Linked DNA regions of Homo sapiens: all the other regions are linked to region 3. The links are chromatin contacts, found by Hi-C or POLR2A ChIA-PET in ENCODE. All regions are on one chromosome and are shown on one strand. The core of a region is the stretch at or near the end of the contact, and the rest is flanking DNA. Distances in the headings are between cores, read along the strand shown.

Evidence for each region. A loop is a pair of places that touch in the nucleus more often than their neighbours do. ChIA-PET counts read pairs that join two places held with the same protein, here RNA polymerase II (POLR2A). Pooled maps may share reads with other maps.
Region 1: a map of naive thymus-derived CD4-positive, alpha-beta T cell shows a loop between it and region 3 (10-fold over the local background). The contact joins the promoter of MMP23B here to the promoter of ATAD3A in region 3. A Hi-C loop is called at or near these places in 1 of 168 maps with a recorded cell type or tissue (naive thymus-derived CD4-positive, alpha-beta T cell) and 5 of 50 pooled maps. POLR2A ChIA-PET finds 5 or more read pairs at or near these places in 3 of 52 experiments (H1, WTC11 and activated B cell).
Region 2: a map with no recorded cell type shows a loop between it and region 3 (5-fold over the local background). The contact joins the promoter of ANKRD65-AS1 here to the promoter of ATAD3A in region 3. A Hi-C loop is called at or near these places in 18 of 168 maps with a recorded cell type or tissue (B cell, CD8-positive, alpha-beta T cell, GM12878 and 10 more), 15 of 37 single-sample maps with no recorded cell type and 28 of 50 pooled maps. POLR2A ChIA-PET finds 5 or more read pairs at or near these places in 19 of 52 experiments (CD8-positive, alpha-beta memory T cell, GM10248, H1 and 14 more).

Annotation. Positions count from the first base shown.
Region 1 is chr1:1,630,906-1,633,605 of GRCh38, forward strand. It overlaps MMP23B (matrix metallopeptidase 23B), which reads left to right and starts at 1,268. Exons shown (of 8, transcript NM_006983.2): 1 at 1,268-1,469; 2 at 1,878-2,008; 3 at 2,076-2,215; 4 at 2,283-2,450. The coding sequence starts at 1,314. It overlaps LOC124903821 (a long non-coding RNA gene), which reads right to left and starts at 881. Exons shown (of 3, transcript XR_007065352.1): 1 at 740-881. RefSeq lists an enhancer at 1,975-2,700.
Region 2 is chr1:1,418,881-1,421,580 of GRCh38, forward strand. ANKRD65-AS1 (ANKRD65 antisense RNA 1) reads left to right here and starts at 1,286. Exons shown (of 2, transcript NR_187360.1): 1 at 1,286-1,684. ANKRD65 (ankyrin repeat domain 65) reads right to left here and starts at 2,396. Exons shown (of 4, transcript NM_001145210.3): 1 at 2,253-2,396; 2 at 1,917-2,125; 3 at 1,172-1,712; 4 at 1-669. The coding sequence starts at 2,125. The coding sequence ends at 220. RefSeq lists an enhancer at 1-65.
Region 3 is chr1:1,510,869-1,513,568 of GRCh38, forward strand. ATAD3A (ATPase family AAA domain containing 3A) reads left to right here and starts at 1,294. Exons shown (of 16, transcript NM_001170535.3): 1 at 1,294-1,605. The coding sequence starts at 1,401. RefSeq lists silencers at 602-801, 1,252-1,411 and an enhancer at 1,042-1,101.

The DNA.
Region 1 (2,700 bases), core at 18-2,517, 120 kb after region 3:
GATCCAAGGGGCCCGACACTCCCCAGGGCTGTGGGGTCCCGTCCCAGCAGGGAGTTAGTTGGGGGGCGTCCCAGGCAGGGTCTGGGGGCCGGGCGCACGCAGGCGGGGTGACGAGCTGGGGGGGCGGGGGGCGGTGTCGGAGCAAATACGGCGGCCAGGCCCAGCCTCTCGCGCTTTCCAAGAACCGCCCGCGGCCGCCGCCAGCTGCTTGGCGCTGACCCCGTTGGCCGGGCTGCCGTCACCCTGGGCCCGACGCCGGCGCGGAAAACGGGGAGGGACGAGACAGACACAGGCCGGTCTGGCTCGGAATCTCCTGCTCCTCTGCCCAATCCCCCACCCCCGCCCCGCGGGACGCCGGTGCCCGGTCTCGGTCCCAGCCCAGAGCCGCTCGCGCCTGGACGCCGGCCGCCCCGTCGAACCTTTGGGTCTCCGAGCTCCCCGCCCCCGCCCCCAATCAGGACCGGTCCAGACCTCCAGGCCCGGCGCTTAGCTCCGTTTCCCGTCCCTCCCGTCTCCCTCTCCCCTTTGCTGGGGCCTAGCCGGGGATTTAGGAGCCACACACCCTCCACCTCACGCGCTACCCTCCACGGGGCTTCCCGCAGCCAGGGCCCGCCCCTTCCCGGCTCCCCGGGAGACCCTGGCAAGTTCCCTCCCTCCGCCCCGCAACCTGGCACCCTCCGCGGCCCTTGCCTACCCACGCACCCCCTCCCCGCCTCCCCCTCCACCGCCCCATACTCACTGCCACGTCCCCATCCGGCCATCCCCTCCCAGCTCTCGGGGACACTGTCAGGCGAGCGACGCGTCTCCTGCGGCCCAGCTCAGCTGCCTGGGCCAGGATGGAGACTCCGCTCATGTGGGGCTCAGGGGTTTTTTGAGGATTCCATTTGGGAAAAAAGCCACCAGATCACTCACTGCCCAGCAGTGGGGGCTTGGGGACCCCCACTGCTACCCTTTCCTAAGCGGGAGCCCTGGCGCTGCCCTTCCCGGGCTGCCTGGGGCCCTCTTCGCTCCCCCCTCCGAGGACCCCGCCCAGCAGGCCATGCCCAGGCCTCTGCCCCTGGCCCACGGGACGCGGGTCCCCATGCCCCCGGCTGGAGACAGCAGGCAGCTCGGCCAACGGACGGGCCAGCTGGTTCCCTTCAGGGGCAGCCTTGCCCCCTCTCCCGCCCCGTCTCCCTCCCCCCCACCACACCGGGCTGTAACCCGAGCCGCCGAGCCACTGCCTCCCCTCCGGATCCTCCCCGGAGGCTCTGCGGCCCGGGCCCCCGCGCCTTGCTGCCCCATGCAGCCCTGAGCCCCACAGCAAGTCTGCCATGGGCCGCGGGGCCCGTGTCCCCTCGGAGGCCCCGGGGGCAGGCGTCGAGCGCCGCTGGCTTGGAGCCGCGCTGGTCGCCCTGTGCCTCCTCCCCGCGCTGGTGCTGCTGGCCCGGCTGGGGGCCCCGGCGGTGCCGGCCTGGAGCGCAGCGCAGGTGAGCGGCGGGGGGGAGGCCAGGTGCCGGGTTGGGGGGGTCCTCACGTCTGTGGGTCTGGTCTATCGGGGGGCCCGCAGGACGTGTGCGGGGTGTGCGGGGTGTTTGAGGGTCCGGATGTGCGTCCCGAGGTCGGAGGGTTGGACGCCCCTGTGTCCAGTTGTTGGGAGGGGTGGGAGGCCTCGCCCTGCTGTTCAGCCCCTTCCCCTCCACTGGGCCGCGTTCCCAGGGACGTGCAACAGGGCGCTCAGGTTAGGAGACCCGAAACCACAGGCAGACAGGACCCGCCACGCCCGCTCCCAGCCCTGGGCACCCCCACCCCCGTTTCCTTCCAGTCCATTTTCCGCGGCAGTTTTTGGTCCTGGGGACCGTCACCGATGCCTCCCACGCACGCTTTCTTCCCTGAAGGGAGACGTCGCTGCGCTGGGCCTCTCGGCGGTCCCCCCCACCCGGGTCCCGGGCCCACTGGCCCCCCGCAGACGCCGCTACACGCTGACTCCAGCCAGGCTGCGCTGGGACCACTTCAACCTCACCTACAGGTGCGCCCTGGCTGGGCCCCGGGGGAGGGGGCGCGGCCGGCGCCCGCTGAGCTCACTCTCCCTGCAGGATCCTCTCCTTCCCGCGGAACCTGCTGAGCCCGCGGGAGACGCGGCGGGCCCTAGCTGCCGCCTTCCGCATGTGGAGCGACGTGTCCCCCTTCAGCTTCCGCGAGGTGGCCCCCGAGCAGCCCAGCGACCTCCGGATAGGTGGGCGCCCGCCCCCGCCCCGGCCCGGCCCTGCGCGCCCGGCCTCTCAGCCCCGTGCTCCCCCCAGGCTTCTACCCGATCAACCACACGGACTGCCTGGTCTCCGCGCTGCACCACTGCTTCGACGGCCCCACGGGGGAGCTGGCCCACGCCTTCTTCCCCCCGCACGGCGGCATCCACTTCGACGACAGCGAGTACTGGGTCCTGGGCCCCACGCGCTACAGCTGGAAGAAAGGTGACCGTCCAGGCTGGCCTCCTGGAGGCCTCTCCTCTGCAGCACAGTGGGCTGCCGCGGTCGGGCTTTGGGGCAGACGGCAGGAGGGACCTTCCGGGGTGGTGGCTGCCACTGGAGTCTAGCAGGCAAGGAGGGGAGCCCGTGGGAGCCCCCATCCCGGCAGCCCTGAACTCCCTTTCCCATCCCCCTGCGCCTCTGGAGCGGGAGCTGGAGCTGCATTCCTGGGGGCCGAGCTCACCGCCTGGGCCCA
Region 2 (2,700 bases), core at 36-2,535, 92 kb before region 3:
TGGAGAAGGCTGGAGCTGCAGGGTCAGTGGGCCCTCCTGGGAGCTGGGGGCCATCCCTGGTCCAGCCAAGGCCTGTGACTGCAGCTCAAGCCACATCCCCTACTTTCTCCCATCCCCTCCTCCGGAAGCCTCTTCCCTGATGTCCCCTCCAGGCAGGCAGCCTCAGCCAGAGAGCCTGGAAATCACTGGGGCGGTGGAGCCTGGAGCCTGCTGTCTGGCTCAGCCCGTGGACTCTATGCCCTCACACTCCTTCTCCCCCCCTCCAAGTTCAGGCAGCGCCTGGGGCAGGTCCCCCTCAGGCATCTGGGCCACCTCGGCCCACTGCGTCCGCAGAGTGGGGCTGGCCCCTCGGCTCAGCAGAAGCCCCACGGTAGGCCCATGCCCTCGCTCTGCAGCCAGGTGTAGGGGGGTCTTTCGGAGCCAGCCGGTAGCATCCACCTGGGCACCCCTGTCCAGCAGGCAGCCGGCAACCTCCACGTGGCCTTCCCGAGAGGCGTGATGCAGGGGTGTGAGGCCCAGGGTGTCCCGCGCATCCACCTCGGCCCCCTGGGTGACCAGCAACTGGACGGCAAGCAGGTGTCCTCGGGCGGCAGCCCTGTGCAGCGCAGAGCGGCCATGCCTGTCCCTGATGCCTGGGTCTGCCCCGTGGCCCAGCAGCACCTCAATGTCCTAGAAGAGGAGAGAAAAGCAGGGGCCGGCCTCAGCCCGGTAGGCGAGGGGCAGAGCCACCAGGCGTTTGCCCAGCCCAGGCCTCTTCTGTCCCCGCAGCGGCCTGTCTCTCCTGACACCACTTCCTCATGTTGTGAGGCCGAACCCAAGGCTGGCCTGCTTGGAAACGTCCACTTTTCCCCCTAAGAGTCCTTAGAGCAAATCCAAGGATCTGCAGCCAACACCCTGCCCGCTGCCCAGGAACGGGGGTCTCAGGCACAGGCCCGGCGCTGGCGGAGAGTCTGTTGCTGCCACCAGCATGAAGCCGAGCCCCGGGCCTCGGATCCCGCCCTGGTCTCCACGGGACGGGGCTACACCGGAGGGGCACAGCCGGGGGCGCGCTCAGGGCCTTCGTGCCTGGACACCGTCCCCCAGCCTGGCTCCAGCTGCCCCGGTGGCACGTCTCTGGGGATCCTGGCCCTGCGCCCCCTCCCATCACTGCCGGGCGGAGGGCGGGACGTACCTGGGAGCGGCCTAGGGCGGCCGCCAGACCCAGCGCTGTGGCCCCCGCGCCATCCCGGGCGTCCACCCGCGCCCCGCGCGCCAGGAGGAAGCGCAGCGCCGCCCCGCGCCCCGCAGCGGCAGCCACGAGCAGGGCGCCGTCCAGGCCCGCGCCGCCGGCCGCCAGCAGCTCCAGCACCGCCAGCCGCCCGCCCGCGGCCGCCCAGTGCGCCGCCGTCCAGCCGCGCGCGTCCTCCGCCTCCGCTGCCGCGGGTCCCGGGCCCGGAGCCTCCAGCAGGCGCGCGGCCAGCAGCGTGTGGCCCAGGGCAGCGGCCCAGTGCAGCGGCGTGAGGCCCGTCCCGGAGCGAGCCGCCGCCGAGGCCCCGCGCTGCAGCAGCAGCTCGGCCACCCGCGAGTGTCCGTGCCAGGCGGCCTCGTGCAGCGCGGTGCGCCCCGCCCGGTCCACCGCGCCCACCGGGGCCCCTCGCTGCAGCAGGAGACGCACCAGGGGCGCGTGGCCCCGCAGCACGGCCAGGTGGAGCGGGGTCCGGCCTGCGTGGTCCCTGAGGAGGGGGCAAGGGCGTCGGCGCGGGGGTGGACCACTGACCAGAACCCCGCCCTGCCCCACCCCGTCCTGCCGCCCACCCAGCGCTGGGACCCCCGTCCTACCCCATCCAGAGAAGGGACTCCTCCACCCACCCAGTGCTGGGACCCCCATCCTGCCCCACCCAGAGAAGGGACCCCTTCACCCCCCAGCGCAGGTGCACCTCTCCTCCACGCTGGCACCTTGCCGCAGCAGCTGCGTCACCAGGCCTGCAGGGCCCCTCCACACGGCCTGGAGCAGGTGCCCCCAGCCCTGGACAACACTAGGCCCCTCTGTCCTGGTTCCCAGGGCCTCTTCGGAGTCCAGCTCCATCCACCGCAGTTCCTGTTCCTCCTCCTCCTCCTCTCTGGGCTCAGGCCTCTGGGAGTCCATCTGGGGGGGAGCAGGGATCCTACATCCACTGTGGAGGCCTCTGGCCTGCCCCCAGCCGTGTCCCAGGCCAACTGGAGCCCCCCATTCCAGTTACCACTTAGCCTTCAGAGGGGCTTGGCTCTGTTACCCAAGGGAGCTGGCTCAGGAGCTTTCTGCTCTGGCTGAGGGTCCTCTGTAGACGGGTTCTGGCCGAGGCTCAGCCTGGTGACCCTCTTCACAAAATCCCTTCTGCAGGCTTTGGGGTGGAGTGTCTGCTGCTGAAAAGCTGAATGGTGGCAGCTTCAGCCTTGCAGGGGGTGGGAGAACACAGCTGGTCCCCTGGGCCAGGCTGAGGCCACCTGACGCTGTTTACTCAGCCACTTAGGAAGGCCCTGCCTTCGGGCACAGCCCCCTGTCCAACATACTCCCTCCCCTGCTGGCTGCCAGGGCCCCAGTTCGGCTGCCCTCCTGGGGAACAAAGGCCAGGCGGTTGGGGAGGACAAGCAGGAACATGCTTGTGGACGAAAGTTGCTCAGACGCCACCTCCCCCAGGAAGCGCAGCCTTGGATGTACCCCGATGTGCCCCTGGAAGGCCT
Region 3 (2,700 bases), core at 44-2,543:
CTCGGCAGCTCACTGTGTTATATGTAAATTTTCTGTGCCGCCAAAGAAGTAGAACTCGAATATAAATTTTTCTCAGCTAGATAATTTACTTCTATAGAAGGGGACATCTCATAGATGGAGCAATGGCGAGCGCTTGGACAAGGGAGGGGAAGGGGTTCTTATTCCTGACGCGGGTAGCCCCTACTGCTGTGTGGTTCCCCTATTGGCTAGGGTTAGAATGCACAGTCTAAACTAGTGCCCATTGGCTATTTTAAAGGGAGCAGGAGTATGGGCCAGAGTGGCGGGGTGAGTGGTTTGGCGGGAAAAATGGTTATGGGACAGGTAACTAAAGGTGACTCAGGTCAAAGCAGGAGACCGGGATTAGTTAGGACGGAGCAGGTGACCAGGGCAACAGATGTCAACTACTGACTAGAACTGGTGGAAAAGGTTGTTTACTGAAACTGCGAGGAAGGTAGACTTTAAAATGCAGGACAAAGACTGAACATACTGATATACTGATTCTTTGAAGGGAAGTTTAGAACTCATTGTATCTAACATTATTCAGGCTTAAAACAGTTTCCAATCCAGTGGGAAAAGTCACTCCATATATTCCGTGAAGTCAACCAGTTCCATCAAGGAGAAAGTCAGGGCCGCTGGGAGCGCGTGGACCGTGGGCTCCGGGGCGGCGCCTGCCCGGGCACCCCGGCCCCGTCCACGCCCCGCAAGAGGAGCTCGCTGGCCCCGCCACGCGGGAAGGGGTCGCCCCGGGGTCTTGGGCGGGAGGGCCGTGCGGGCTGCGGAGACACCGAGGAGGGGAGGCGCCTCTCCTGAGCTCTTGGCGCAGCGACCCCAGGGCGCCGACTCATCGCGGAAGGGCTCGGCTTGCCCGGGCGCCGGTGCCGCCTCGGGTGAGGTTCCCGCGAGACTCTTCTCTGCGTCCTGGACTCACCGCAGGGCGCCCCGCCGCACGGATCGAGAACCTTGGGGCTCCCTGGAAACTTGCCACCCGCTGCCGCCAAGGCCGGAACTCCTCGGAGCCCCTAGCAACGGAGCCCCTAGCAACGGAGCCCACGCGGATGCGGCGCGGGGCTGACGCTGCCTTGGGTTCGCCTACGTCCCTCGGGAATTTTGTCCCGGCGTGGCTCCCGTAGCCAGATGCTTCGCCGCTCCCGCCCCGCTGGCTCCCAAAGCCTGTTCGGCAGTCGCGGCGCCGTCGCTATGGCGTCACTGTCCTCGGGGCCAATCCAAGGGCTGCGCGCGTGTCCCTTACGCGCTTCTATCGCCGGGAGGAAGGGGTGTGTGTGGCGCCTGCGCAGTGGCGGTGACCACCGGCTCGCGGCGCGTGGAGGCTGCTCCCAGCCGCGCGCGAGTCAGACTCGGGTGGGGGTCCCGGCGGCGGTAGCGGCGGCGGCGGTGCGAGCATGTCGTGGCTCTTCGGCATTAACAAGGGCCCCAAGGGTGAAGGCGCGGGGCCGCCGCCGCCTTTGCCGCCCGCGCAGCCCGGGGCCGAGGGCGGCGGGGACCGCGGGTTGGGAGACCGGCCGGCGCCCAAGGACAAATGGAGCAACTTCGACCCCACCGGCCTGGAGCGCGCCGCCAAGGCGGCGCGCGAGCTGGAGCACTCGCGTGAGTGCGGCGGGGCGGGGCGGCGCGGGCGGGCGGGCGGGACGGGCCGGGGAAGCGGGAGCCCTGGCCCTTGCCGCTCCTCGCCGCTGTCGGCAGCCACTTCCCGGGCGAGACTGCGCCCCCGGAGCACCCCCGGCCGGAGCCGTGTCGCGTGCCGGGAGGATCGGACTCTTTCCGTCACCCGTTTGCACCTCTGCAGCTGTCAGGAGCGGGTCAGGTGCGGAAAGCGGTGCGGAGGTGGCGCTCATAGGTTACAGGGGTCAGGGTCTGGGGCTGGCCGTGGTCTTCAGTTACCGCCGAGCGTGCGGGATCCTTCTGCGCTTGCCGCCTCCACGTGGCACAGGCCAAGGCGTGGCCAGATGGGTAGATGGGTTTGTTGGGTGGTTGCTAGCAGTTTCCACGTAACAAGGGAAGCGTATTTGAGAGTTACTTGATTCTAACGAGACTAGCAGATTTGCACTTCTTGTTGGAAGACGTTAGCATTTGCACGGCGAGGTCTGTGAAGCCACAGGCCAGGCCGTGCTGCTCAGCTTGAGTAAACCCCTGACCCAAGGCCCTCAGGGTGTGAGCACTCACCATGTTGTTCAGGCTGGTCTTGAATTCTGGCCTCAGGTGATTCGCCCACCTCGGCCTCCCAAAGCGCTGGGATGACAGGCGTGAGCCGCTGCTCATGGCCTTCCTCGGTAATTTTAACCATCAGGTTAGGATGGGAATCAAGGGCTGGACTTCAGGGCACCTCGGAGGACAGCGGATGTTGGTGACTGACTTTCTTGCTGCAGGCTTATTTGGAGGGTTCCTTTGTGTCCTAGTTCCTGGGGGTTTTCACCCGCTAACTTCACTTAGAGATTGAAACTTCTCCCACTTCCAGAAGCTGAATCGTAGTGATCAGCCTGCGGCCCCCTGCAGTGGTACAGGCCTGGTTGAGCAGCCTCAGGCCGCCTCCCCATAGTGCAGACCTGTGCCTCTGAGTTGCTCCAGTCCTGGCGGCCCCGGAGCTCCTGACCCGCAGTCCGCTCTGCCGGCGTTGCCAGTGCCTTGGTCTGCCCTCTCTGTGGTGGAGCGGGGCCCGGGGCAGGGTCTCCAGGTGCACCGTGG